Regions from separate parts of the Homo sapiens genome. Here region 1 is linked to region 2. A link is an interaction called in ENCODE POLR2A ChIA-PET data of the cell type or tissue named here. Cell type or tissue: PC-3. All regions are shown on one strand. Each heading gives the region's core, and the rest is flanking DNA. Links, peaks and the distances in the headings are about the cores only. Region 1 overlaps FUT8 (fucosyltransferase 8). Region 2 overlaps FUT8 (fucosyltransferase 8).

Region 1 (7,137 bases), core at 1,308-6,307, 220 kb after region 2:
CACTTTCCTTCGTTCTTCTTGAAAAACTATCTAACCCCACTTGACTACCTTGAGTGCAGCTTGGCACAAACTTCACTGAAATTGTTCCAACCCACTTTCTACTCCCAAAACAAAAAACTAAAACAGCATATAGTCTTGTACTTCTCTTCATAACAAGTTTCAATCACTTTTGAAGCTCTACCTCACAGAATTATTCAACTATGGCTTTGTTCTCGTCAAAAATCTTTATTAACTCAGCATTTAAGATTATCCCCATCCTCAGAGTTGTATGTGTGAACTAAGAAATGCCCAAGAAAATGTTTAATCACCCATCTTGATTCTTCCAGACAATTCCAAATTTGTTCATTGCTGAATCATCCATTAGACCATGTCTTAGTCCGTTTGGGGTGCTATAACAAAATACCTTAGACTGGGTAACTTATAAATGACAGAAATTTATTGCTTACAGTTCTGGAGGCTAGGAAGTGCAAGATCAAGGTTTGGTGTCTGGTGATGGCAGAAAGTGGGGGTTCAAGCTCCCTCAGGCCTCTTTAATAGTAAAGACACTAATCCCATTCCTGAGAGCTCTGCGCTCATGACGTAGGTACCTCCCAAAGGCCCCACCTCTTAAAACCATCAAAGTGAAGGTTAGGTCTCAACGTAAGAATTCTGAAGAGACATTCAGACCATAGCTGACATAAGCCTCATTTTTTTGATCCAGAAAAAGACACACACACACACAGTGGCTACATTTAAGAGGAAGAGTTAATGTACCTTTTAAGAAAAGGTCAGTGAATGTCTACCCAGCTGTGAAAAGTGGGATATAAGAAAGTCAAAATAATTCATTTTATGGAAGAAAAAGCAGAGGCCGAGAGGGGACAAGTGGTTAACCATGTTTATATATTTGGTGGCACACACTACTAGTATCCAAGTCTCCTGATTCCAAGTTCAAAGCTTTTGTACTTTATCCATTCATTCCCATTACTAAACAGAATCATGCTAAATGAAAGGAGGAGTACACAAAAGACTACACTATTGTATGATTCCATTAATATTAAAAATCAAGAAATGGCAAAACCATGGAGACAAAAAGCAGATCAGTGGTTGCCTGGAGCTGGGGATAGGCACAGGGAGTGACTGCAAATGGACAAGAATGGGTTTTTTGGAAGATGAAAGTTTTCTAAAACTGGATTGTGATAATTGTTGCACAACTATATAAATTTACTAGAACTTGAACTATGAATGTTATGGTATATAAATTATACCTTAATAATGCTATTTTTAAAATTACTAAGAAGGAATTCGGTATATAAGGAACTCAACTCAATAGCAAGAAAACAAATAATGCAATTAAAAAATGGGCTACAGACCTAAATAGACATTTCTCAAAAGAAGACATATAAATGGCCAATTGGTATATGAAAAAATACTGATGAACCATCACAAAAATGCAAATCAAAACCACAATTCTGTATCACCTCACGCCTGTTAGAATGGCTATTCACATAAAGACAAAAGATGAGGATGTGGAGAAAAGGGAATCTTGTACACTGTTGGTGGGAATGTAAATTGAGACAGCCATTATAAAAGAACAGTGTGGAGGTTCCTCAAAATATTAAAAATAGAACTACCATATGCTCCACCAATTCCACTTATGGGTATACATCCAAAGGAAATGAAATCAGTATGTCAAGGAGGTATCTGCACTCCAATGTTCATGAAAGCATTATTCATATAGCTAAGATATGGAGTCAACGTAAGCGTCCACCAATGGATAAACGGGTAAAGAAAATGTGTTATGTAGGCCAGGCGCGGTGGTTCACGCCTGTAATCCCAGCACTTCAGGAGGCCAAGGCGGGCGGATCACGAGGTCAGGAGATTGAGATCATCCTGGCTAACATGGTGAAACCCTGTTTCTACTAAAAATACAAAAACAAAATTAGCCGGGCATGGTAGCGGGCACCTGTAGTCCCAGCTACTAGGGAGGCTGAGGCAAGAGAATGGCCTGAACCCGGGAGGCAGAGCTTACAGTGAGCCAAGATCACACCACTGCACTCCAGCCTGGGCGACAAAGAGAGACTCCGTCTCAAAAAAAAAGAAAGAAAATGTGTTATGTGTGCATGTGTGTGTGCATGCTCACACACACAGGATTCATATTCAGCTTTTAAAAAGTAAGACAATCCTGTTGGAGTTTAAATACGCCATTCTGACATATTGACTATTTTGAGTCAAAGGCACTTGAAAAACAGCAGGTGTAAGAAGAGCGCTCTGACCTTTCTTCTATTTCTTAAAAGCAGATGAAATTCCCATGTGAATGATGTCCTCCTTAAACTAAAAGGAAAGCAACATTTTTATCATCAAGGACGGGATATGGAGACAAAGAGAATTCCATACAGACTTTGTTAAAATAACTTCTATCCTTTAAGCCTCCCCATATAATCCAGTTTATTTTTCACAAGTTATTATCCTTTGTCCAATTCAGTATGTAAGTATTCAATTCTAACTGTATCTTTGGGTCTGTTTCCTTATGAGGGCTCCTGTGCCACATAAAACTTGTATTGAATAAATTTGTGTGCTTTTCTCCTGATAATCTATCTTATGGTAATTTGTGAGGCCAAGCAAAAAAAAAAAAAAAACTTTAAAAAGGTGGAGGTAAAGTTTGCCTCCCCTTTACACTGTTATCTGCAAATAACATGGATGAACCCGAAGGACATTAGGCTAAGTAAAATAGGACTGGCAGAAAAAGACAAATACACGTACTACATGATCTTACTTATATATGGAATCTAAAAAAGGTGAACTCATAGAAGCAGAGAACAGAATGGTGGTTGCCAAGGGCTGGGGTGAGGAGGAAATGGGGAGATGTTGGCCAAAGGGTTATTCAGGATGAGTAAGTTCGAGAGATCTAACGTACAGCATGGTGACCACAGTTAATAATATTTATTGTACACACTAAATGTGCTAAGAAAGTAGATTTTTTTTTTTTTTGAGACAGAGTCTTGCACTGTCACCCAGGCTGGAGTGCAGTGGCGTGATCTCAGCTCACTGCAACCTCCGTCTTTCAGGTTCAAGCAATTCTCCTGCCTCAGACTCCCAAATACCTAGGATTACAGGGGCCCGCCACCACACCCAGCTAATTTTTTGTATTCTTAATAGAGATGGGGTTTCATTATGTTGGCCAGGCTGGTCTCAAACTCCTGACCTCATGATCCGCCTGCCTCAACCTCCCAAAGTGTTGGGATTACAGGCATGAGCCACTGCTCCCAGCCAGAAAGGAGATTTTAAATGTTCTCACCACACAAACACACAAAAATAACTATGTGAGGTGACGGATGTGTTAATTAGCATGATTGTGGTAAACATTTCACAATCTACACATATACCAAAACATCAAGTTGTACACCTTAAATATATACAATTTTTATTTGCCAATTATACCTCAATAAAACCAGGGGGAAAAAGAACATTTCATGTTTAAAAAAAAAAAAAAAAAAAACGGCCAGGCATGGTGGCTCATACCTGTAATCCCAGCACTTTGGGAGGGCGAGGCGGGTGGATCACCTAAGGTCGTGAGTTCTAGACTAGCCTGACTAACATGGAGAAACCCTGTCTCTACTAAAAATACAAAAAAATTAGCTGGGTGTGGTGGTGCATGCCTTTAATCCCAGCTACTTGGGAGGCTGAGGCAGGAGAATCGCTTGAACCCAGGAGGTGGAGGTTGTGGTGAGCCGAGTTCGTGCCATTGCACTCCAGCCTGGGCAACAAGAGTGAAACTCCGTCTCAAAAAAAAAAAAAGAAACTCCATTTTTTTTCTAATTGTTTTTAGCTTTAAACTCTTAGAGCTCTCAGGGCTTAAAACTTGAACAACACAGGTTTGAATTTTGAGGGTCCACTCATATGCTAATGTTTTTCAATAAATATGTTGATAAATTTGGGGGAGGTTTGTGACAATTTGAAAATATTCATAGACAACCATATAACCTAGAAATATCAAAAAAGTAGGCCATGTGCAGTGGCTCACACCTGTAATCCCAGCACTTTGGGAGGTCAAGGCAGGAGGATCATGAGCACTGGAGTTCAAAACCACCCTGGACAAGGGCAACATGGCAAAACCCTGTCTCTACAAAAAACACAAAAATGAGCCAGGCATGGTAGCATGCACCTGCAGTCCCAGCTACTTGGGAGGCTGAAATGGGAGAATCGCTTGAGTCAGAAGGCAGAGGTTGCAGTGAGCTATGATTGAATCATGACATTCCAGCCTGAGTGACAGAGTGAGACCCTGGGTCAAAAAAAGAAAAAGACGGGAGGCTGAGGTAGGAGAATCACCTGAACACCAGAGGTGGACGTTGCAGTGAGCCGAGATCGTGCCACTGCATTCCAGCCTGGGTGACAGAATGAGACTTCATCAAAAAAAAAAAAAAAAAAGAAAAGAAAAGAAAAATAGAAAGTAAGAGGTATGTCATGAGTGCTTAAAATATATGTAGATACTAGTCTATTTTATCATTTACTACTACAAATATATACAAATCTATTATAAAAAGTTAAAAATTGTCACAACTTATACCACACACTTAGCCACACATGGTGGCATTTGACACTGAGAGAAACCCTGTCTCAAAAGAGTAAAGATGCAGTATTAAATCATAACTACATAAATTTAACTGTACTACACCCTGTACTATTGAAATAATTTTGTAGCCACCTCCTGTTGTTAATGAGGTGAGCTCAAGAGTGAATATTTGCTTAAAGTACCATGTGACATTAATCATCTCCAAGCAAGCAGTTCATCTTTCCAATAAATTGTATATTCCAGTAAAAAGTGATCTCTCGCGGTTTCATTATGTTTAGTACGATACTATAAACCTCAAATGACACCTAAGTGCCACTAGTGATGCCGGAAGTGCTCCCAAGAAGCAGAGAAAAATCATGGCATTACAAGAAAAAGGTGAATTGCTTGATACGTACTGTAGATTGAGGTCTGCAGCTGCAGTTGCGTGCTACTTCAAAATAAATGAATCCAGCATAAGGGCCATTGTAAAAAAAGAATTCATGAAGCCATTGCTGAAGGCACACCAGCAGATGCAAAAATTGTGCACGTTTTGTGAAATAGTTTTTTATCTCATGTTGAAAATGTAGCTTTTATAGGGGTACAGGATTGCTATAAAGAAAGGCATCCCTATAAACTTTAATAAGTTTCAAGAAAAAGCAAAGTCATTATACAACTTAAAACAAATGGAAGGCGAAGGATCTAAAGCTGAAGAATATAATGCCAGCCACGGATGGCTTGATAATTTTAGAAAGAGTTTTGGCTTTAAAAACGTCACGATAACAGGAGAAGCAGCTTCTGCCAACCAAGAGGCAGCAGACGACTTTCCAGATGACATTAAGAAAATCATTCACTTAGGCCGGGCGCGGTGGCTCACGCCTGTAATCCCAGCACTTTGGGAGGCCGAGGCAGGCGGATCACGAGGTCAGGAGATCAAGACCATCCTGACTAACACTGTGAAACCCCAGTCTCTACTAAAAATACAAAAAATTAGCCTGGCGTAGTGATGGGTGCCTGTAGTCCCAGCTATTCAGGGGGCTGAGGCAGGAGAATGGCGTGAACCTGGGAGGCGGAGCTGGCAGTGAGCAGAGATTGCGCCACTGCACTCCAGCCTGGCCGACAGAGCCAGACTCCATCTCAAAAAAAAAAAAAAAAGAAAGAAAATCATTCACTTTGGGAGGCCGAGGTGGGCAGATCACAAGGTCAGGAGTTCGAGACCAGCCTGGCCGATATGGTGAAACCCCGTCTCTACAAAAAATACAAAAATTAGCCAGGCGTGGTGGTGTACACCTGTAGTCCCAGCTACTCAGGAGGCTGAGGCAGAAGAATCACTTGAACTCGGAAGGCGGAGGTTGCAGTGAGCCGAGATCGCGCCACTGCACTCCAGCCTGGGTGACAAAGCGAGACTCAGTCTCGAAAAAAAAAAAAAAAAAAGAAAGAAAGAAAGAAAATCACTGAGGAGGCCAGGTGCAGTGGCTCATCCCTGTAATCCCAGCACTTTGGGAAGATGAGGCAGGAGGATCGTTTGAGGCCAGGAGTTCAAGATCAGCCTGGGCCTGGGCAATACAGCGAGACCCTGCCTCTACAAAAAACATTTTTTTAATTAGCTGGGGGAAGGCATAATGGCTCACACCTGTAACCCCAGCACTCTGGAAGGCCCAGGTGGGAGGATCACCTAAGGCCAGGAGTTTAAGACCAGACTGGGCAACACAGTGAGACCCTGTCTCTACAAAAAAATAAAAAATATTTAAAAATTAGCCAGGCATAGTGGTGCACACTTGCATCCCAGCTATTCGGGAGGCTGAGGCAGGAGGACTGCCTAAGTCCAGGAGTTTGAGACTGCGGTGAGCTATGATCATGCCATTTGCATGTCAGCCTGGGCAATTGAGCAAGACCCTATCTCTTAAAAAAAAAAGAAATATGGAGAAAGAATATCCGCCTAAACAAGTTTTTAATATAGACAAAAGTGCCCTATTCTGGAAAACAATGCCATAAAAAACATTCATTAGTAAGGAAGAGAAAAAGCACCAGGATTAAAGGCAGGAAGGGATGGGCTAACTCTACTGTTTGGTGAAAATGCAGTGTGGTTTATGATCAGAACTGCCCTTATCTATAATGCTACAAACCCCCAAGCCTTGAAGGGAAAAGATAAACACCAGCTCCCAGTCTTTTGGTCATAGAACAAAAAAAGCCTGGGCAATGAGAACCCTTTTTCTGGATTGGTTCCATTGATGCTTTGTCCCTGAAGTCAGGAAGTATTTTGCCTGTAAGTTCTTTTATTATTGAACAATACCCCTGGCCACCCGGAACCCCATGAGTTCAACACCAAAGGTGCTGAAGTAGTCTACTTGCCCCCAAACAAAATGTCTCTAATTCAGCTTCTAAATCAGGGGGTCACGAGGATCACTGGACACAGTACACTACAGAAAGTACTGTCAACTCTATGAAAGAGAATGCCAATAAAGAAACCATCCTGAAAGTCTGGAAGGATTACACCACTGAAGAAGCCGTCGTTGTTATGGAAAAAGCCATGAAAGCCATCAAGCCTGAAACAATAAATTCCTGCTGGAGAAGACTGTGTCCAGATGTTGTGCATGACTTCACAGGATTTG
Region 2 (7,137 bases), core at 1,023-6,022:
GGGAGGGCTGCAAACTTGTTATTGCAGCTCCATCCACAGTTTCCATGGCAGCAGTGCCCAGTGGGAGTGGTAGGAACAGTGTTCAGTGGGAGTGGGAGGGGCACCCTCATTATTGCAGGACAGGAATGAGGGACAGGGCTACATGCACAATCTCCATAGCTACAGCACCTGGGGAAGGGACTGCAACTGGATAGATATCATTAAAATGGGGCTTTTTTTTCCCCCCTCTCTGTCCACTAAGGTTTCTAGCTGCAGGCCTCTAGTACCCTTGGCTGGGATATATAGGAAGTAAAATAAATAAGTAAACACACAAAAAATAGGAAATTACAAGTTTGTGGTTTTTTTTGTTTTTTTTTTTTTTTTTTTTTTGTAATTAGCAGGAATTACAGTGATCTGGTTTGGATCTGTGTCCCCACCCAAATCTCAAGTTGAAATGCAATCCCCAGTGCTGGAGGTGGGGCCTGGTGAAAGGTGACTGGATCATGAGGGCCGTTTTTCACAAATGGCTTAACACCCTGCTAGTATTTTTCTCACGATAGAGTCCTCAGGAGATCTGACTGTTTAAAGGTGTGTGGCACCTCCCTGCTCTCTCTCTTGCTCCTGCTCCACCATGTAAGACATCTCACATCCCCTTCTGCCATGATTGTAAGTTTCCTGAGGCCTCCCCAGAAGCCACTATGCTTCCTGCACAGCCTATAGAACAGTGAACCAATTAGGCCTCCTTTCTTTATAAATTACCCAGTCTCAGGTTTTTTTTTTTTTTTTTTTTTTTTTTTTTGAGACAGAGTCTCACTCTGTCACCCAGGCTGGAGTGCAGTGGCACGATCTCGGCTCACTGCAAGCTCCGCCTCCCAGGTTCACGCCATTCTCCCGCCTCAGCCTCCCGAGTAGCTGGGATTACAGGCGCGTGCCACCACGCCCGGCTAATTTTTTTTTGTATTTTTAGTAGAGACGGGGTTTCACTGTGTTAGCGAGGATGGTCTTGATCTCCTGACCTCGTGATCCGCCCGCCTTGGCCTCCCAAAGTGCTGGCATTACAGGCGTGAGCCACCGCACCCAGCCAGGTATTTCTTTATAGCAGTGTGAGAATAGACTAATATATATAGTGTATGATGTGTTTACTATATCTTATCCAGAAATAGAAGCCTAAAACTGTATTTTAAGCCCAATATATTCTCAAACATTTAATGCACATTTAACTCACAACTGCAACATTACTCATTTATTGGCAAACTAATAAGTGTATTTTCAGAGGCATTTGCTAATATGTTTCTTTTAAAAATGGTAAACCAACTTTTTTCAACAATCTCTCAATCTTGAGAACAATATCATTATATCTTTTTATTTAAAAGGAAAATATAACATTTATTTGAAATGAACTCTCATAGTGAAAACTTAAGGAGATTATTCAAAGCCTCTGTAGTGTGTAGGCTTTGAATACTGAATGGTCTCTTTTAGATTTAAAAGCTTTTCCTTAGAGTTCAGCTTTATTTCCATTTTCATCCATTATTTAAGTACAAAAGGCAGGGCACTAGGTCCTTTGGTTGCAAAGCCAAACACACAGTATCTATCTTGTCCTTAGCCCTTTAAACATAATCAACCATCTCACATGGGACACAATAGCAACTTTTCTATTTCAGATGTGACTTGTGGCTTCAGGATATCTTCTATCCCTGATACTCACAAACTCAGCAAGTTCGGCTATCACTCCAAGGGAAGAAGATTCAGATTAAAAATAAAATAAAACAATCCCTTCCCACCAAAACATCCCCAACCAAACAAACAAAAAATCACCAACCTCAGGTAGATCTGAGAAAGAGAAATGTCCAAAGCTTAGGGCTGTTTTATTGGCAGAATGTTAACTAGAATTCTAACAATCCTAGACAGTTTCTGATATGCTTCATCTTTATCAAAGAAATGGTAGTCTATGGGCATACAAAAGTGTCAGATGTTTATAGGTGATATATTTTGTTTAACAATGAACAATGTTTATACCAATGAAAAGAAAGGAATAAAAGGTGTAAGAACTACGGAAAATACATGGAATAGTTGAGAGAAAATAAGAAGCAATGGTAAAAATAATGACATGTCTCTTTCCATTCAAATATCGTCAGAGACTCCCTACTTCTCCAAATTGAAATCTGTATGGTTCCTTTTGCATTTGCATCTTAATCTTTCTGGCTGTTAGATCCTAGACCCTCTTGTGATAGCATGACCATAATAGCTCCAATATACCATCAGAACTTTATTGTAGAGTAGAACAGAAGAAAATTAAGAACTAAATGAAAAGTGTTACCCTCATTCCCTCCTCACCTCCAACATGCAAAAAATCAAAGATAAATTAAAATGAAAACTGATTTCATTAGCAGAGATGCTTCAAATTCCCTCTTGTGGAACCCGATATTAGTCAGAATAAATTGGGATTTGGTCCCAATATTTAAAAAGACATCATTGTACATTTGACAGCTTTATCATCGGTAACATGACTACATTTTAAGAAGATCACTGTGCTCTTCAAAAGGCAAACAAATGGTGGTCAGTCTGTAAGATAGCAAGGGGTATATTCCTGAGTACTTACATAACTCCTGATGTCTAGTCCTGTTGCTCTAACGAGTAAAAATCCTTAGCCTCAAAAATGGAAAAAAATAACTGTTTGGAGGTGGGAACCTCAACAGGAGGCAGACAAAGGCATATGCTCAGAAAGCTGACACCTGGAATACCAACAAGAGTTCATATATAGCTAAAGGAATAGAAGGAACAGGAAGAGGAAGAAAAGGAAAATAGGAGGAAAAACATTTAAGAATTATTTTCATCACTGTCTAGGCCAGGGTCAGTAAAGTTGTTCTGTAAAGGAGGAGACAGTAAATATCTTTGGCTTTGCAGGCTGTACATTTTCTGTCAAAATTATTCAACTTTGCAACTGTAGCCTGAAAGTAGATGATATACAAACAAATGAACATAGTTATGCTCCAACAAAACTTTATTTACAAAAACAGTTGGGTTGGATTTGGCCTAAGGGTGGTAGTTTGCTGACCTCTGGTCTAGGCCAATAAAATCTGTAAAAACATGGTGGCAAAAAGGAAGAGCAACCTCCAACAAAGTGGGCAGAAATATATGCTCCCTAAGCAAAACCCCAAGGTCTTGTTCCATTTTGTATTTTGCTTTAATATAACTTCTGAGACTTCTTTTTTTTTTTTAACCTTTAATGAGACACATACATTTAGGTCCTCAGTAAACCTAAGGAAATTCTCCAATGTCCACATTACTTTCTATTCACACTAGTAGCAATATTTTCCTAATGTCTGATCTGCTAAAACTGAAATTTTCCTGACAACATTTACTTAGATCATAAATATATTTTGAATCTTCCAGGATACCTCTACTATATATGGAACAAAATTTAAGAGCAACTATTACTCATTTCCTATAAGCTGGAAAGAAGATGTCCCATAGGTGTAATGGACAGGTTAGGATGTGTTTAATACTTCAACTGTAAAATGTCAGGCTTTCTACCCATACCTCTGATTATCAGTTTTAATCTACTTAGCACATAATTCTACATTCTATCACTATTAAGTTCAAGTTTTTATAACCCAGAGAAAGAAAAATCACCTCTCATACTATCATTAAAGACAAAGATAAGTACAAACCTCTCTAAGTCTCAATTTACTCTCCTGCATATTGAACATTACAACACCTGCATCATAAGAGTTACTTTGCATAATACTAAGCATACAGAAAGTGCTCAGAAATGGCAGCTTACAAATGTTCTTCAACCTCACAGCTTCCTTTAATGTACTTTAACATACTAGAGGAACAAGAAGAAACACCTGCTCCCTATCACAACCAAAGGACTTTAATAAGACCTTGAGTGATCTGGGTATTTTATCATCTATCAAATACAACTGACCTAAGCCTTGAGCCTAGTATAACATCACTGTAATGACTAGAATGTCACAATTTTCTATAGAAAAGAAATCAGTGCGAACCTTTCACAGAGAAGTTTTTCAAGTGATACAAGCTATGCAAATCACATACATCACTCCTGTTAAATTACTTATCACAATTGGTATTTTAGGTTTAGATAGGTCAAATTTATGATACATGAATTTGCATAATCCAAGTACACAAACATCCAAATACTTTTTTAGACAACCTACCACAGAACAATATTTAATGTGTGAGAATTATCATGTTCATTTTTCAGGGTCAGAGCTTATCCATATGTTTTAATCAATTGCACAGAGATGTATTTGTATGCATTTATGACTTATCAATGAGCCATATCTACAACTTACTTGATGTTAGATTCTCATTTGGTAATCTACCCTTAGCTAGGCAATTAGAGGGGAGGGATAGAGGAAGAGGAGGCAGTGAAGGTTACTGAACAGAGACCAAAAAAAAAAAAGTCATTGGAAAGGCTGCTCAGTTATGGTCTGCCATAACCAACACTCACACCTAGGGTATGGCTGACTTACACAAAGGTTCTTGGCAGTTAGTAAACAAGCAGTTGATACACAATTGTAGGCTGGTCAATCTGAGAAAGTGCTGCAGGCTCTAAGGAGAGATGGAAAGTGAGTCCTAGTCAGAGGTTAGCACTTTTTAATGGAAAGCTGCTGTTCTAGTATTAAATTAAAACAAAATTTTAACTAGAGGCAATCTGGACATTCTCTGTTATATCTTTGTATTAGAGACAGAACTCAATCTTAAAGGGTCAGCATCTATTACCTTTCATCTAATTTTGCAATATAGCTTTCTCTATTTCAGGTTTCTTAATGTTGGTTTTCTCAAGTAATCTCCTATCTTGGGAGCAGGACTGAGAACCCCTTAGGAACTTGAGGTGCCCTCCTAGTTCAATGGGAAGAGCTTCCTTAGGAGATTTGCTGAAATGTAAGCTTAAGGGACCCTTGCTTGCACGGTTCCCTTCAAAGGCCCTGGGAGAGGCTTGTGCTATGTTACCTGGATGTGTTTTTGTAAAATTTCACCATCATGAGTTAAATGAGTTAAGTTAAATAAGTTAAGATATCTGTCTCTCAGGATTCGGTGCCATCTCAGTTTTCCAGCGTCGGTATTAGTGTTGGGTAGCAAATAAAGTGGCCATCTGCATTTCTGGGATCCTGTGATGGAGAAATTAAGCTGAGAACTATTTAGTTTGGATTTAGAGATATATTTATGTAGTTCACAGTTGCTTTTGTGCAGAGATATTTTTGTCACATAAATAGATACAGGGTGAGAGATTGCACTGTGATATGAATGTGTCCCATGGTTCCTAGCATGGTAAGTACAAGGTAATAACAGAAATGAAGGAGGCATTTCTCAATGATGCCTAGTCAAAATAGAAGTTCTCTTCTGTCACTAATAGTCTTGAAAATGTAGTGTAGACAATTAAAAATGTAGCACAAGCAATTATATGAACCATTTTTTCCTTTTCTGATGAGAATCACATAAAATAAAATTATCTGAAATCCTGTCTAAACGGCACAAGCTTACAGCAGTACTACAAATATGAAGTATGTATGTATGTGAAGTTTCAAATGTTATGTACCACAAATATCAATAATTTAAAAACAACATTTTAAATCAACCATGCTAGAGAAAAAAATCTTTTCAGATTTTCCATTCTCTTTATAGACAATATTAATATTACAAAGTCATTCTCAATTCTCTTTACAGAAAACATTACAAATCACTGTCATACAATCAAAGGGTATGCAGCTAAGAAATGTAAGGGAAAACAGTATTATAGAGAGCATCAAGCAGTTAATTAAAAATTATTTTTCTGGGGTTTAGTATTTGTGGCATTTGTCAGCTTTATACAATTGTAACTTGTTAGGAGTTCTTTTTTCATCCTGGAGTCAATCCTCACTATTCACAGATTCCATGTGAATTTACCAACTAGAATTTATTTGTAACACCCAAATCAATACTTGTGGTGCTTTCACGGTCATTCATGCACACGTGCAATGAAAATTTTGAGTACTCCAAGGCACGTAATTTCAGCCAAGGTGGCTTTTTGCCTTCTTGTTTCAAATCTCTTACTATAAACAAATGTCCTTTCTGCAGTATATTTAGCTGTTTTTCTCATTTTTGTGCTTTTTTTCCAGTGATTTCACTGTTGAAAATGGCCCCCAAACATAGTAGTGAAGTGCTGTCCAGTGTCCCTAAGGGCAAGAAAGCTGTGTGTGCTTTACAGAGAAAGTATGTATGTCAGATAAGCTTTGTTCACATATGAGTTATCCATGTTAATAAATCAACAATATACATTAAATAAGGTTTCTTGAAATAGAAACACACATAAAACAAGGTTATATATGTTAATCAGTTGATGAAAATGTTGATCTCACAGGAACCTAACTCTGTATTTCCCCTAGGAATAGTGGTTCACTATTGCTAATTCAGTATTAAAGAATATAATTGGCCGGGCGCGGTGGCTCACACCTGTAATCCCAGCACTTTGGGAGGCCGAGGCAGGCGGATCACGAGGTCAGGAGATCGAGACCATCCTGGCTAACACGGTGAAACCCCGTCTCTACTAAAAAATACAAAAAAATTAGCTGGGCATGGTGATGGGCGCCTGCAGAACCAGCCACTCGGGAGGCTGAGGCAGGAGAATGGCGTGAACCCGGGAGGCGGTGGTGGGCGCCTGTAGTCCCAGCTAGTCGGGAGGCTGAGGCAGGATAATGGCATGAACCTGGGAGGTGGAGCTTGCAGTGAGCGGAGATCACACCACTACACTCCAGCCTGGGTGACAGAGTGAGACTCCGTCTCAAAAAAAAAAATATATATATATAACATGAATAATGACAGCCAATTGTAAACATTTAATATTTTGTATTCCTTTTCATAAAGACAGCACCAGAAGTTGAATAGGTTTCAGGTGACTCCCCCAAACCTGAATCTGCCTCTGCTCAAGAGCCTACGTATTCCCTTCATAGGCGTCTTGCTACTCCCTAATTCTTGCTTCGCTGGAACTCATACCACTATTATGGAAGAAGAAATTCCATCTTGAGTCTTGGTAGTTACAATCAGAACTTCCATTATTACTCTATTTCTATGTGGAAACCAGACCTGCTTTAAGATTTGGAAAATTGTTTCTAGAACTGTATTGTGACTTAGATCAGAGTCGAACTATAGCGA

Evidence for each region. Peaks named below come from ENCODE experiments on the same cell type or tissue, not always from the same donor. Only the 100,000 strongest peaks of a DNase experiment are listed, where the experiment ranks them.
Region 1: POLR2A ChIA-PET joins it to region 2 with 12 read pairs; 5 of 35 experiments call an interaction of 5 or more read pairs at or near these places.

Annotation. Positions count from the first base shown.
Region 1 is chr14:65,421,807-65,428,943 of GRCh38, reverse strand. All of the region lies in intron 1 of FUT8 (fucosyltransferase 8), which reads right to left. Among named protein-coding and RNA genes, the nearest start is that of FUT8, 13 kb to the right of the region's middle. RefSeq lists an enhancer at 2,890-2,959 and a silencer at 3,447-3,647. In PC-3, for the core only: no CTCF peak of the experiment used is centred there; DNase peaks (open chromatin) are centred at 2,843 and 4,213; H3K4me3 peaks cover 1,466 bases; H3K27ac peaks cover 2,936 bases.
Region 2 is chr14:65,643,940-65,651,076 of GRCh38, reverse strand. The region is part of intron 6 of FUT8 (fucosyltransferase 8); the gene reads right to left. Among named protein-coding and RNA genes, the nearest start is that of MIR625, 180 kb to the right of the region's middle. In PC-3, for the core only: no CTCF peak of the experiment used is centred there; no DNase peak of the experiment used is centred there.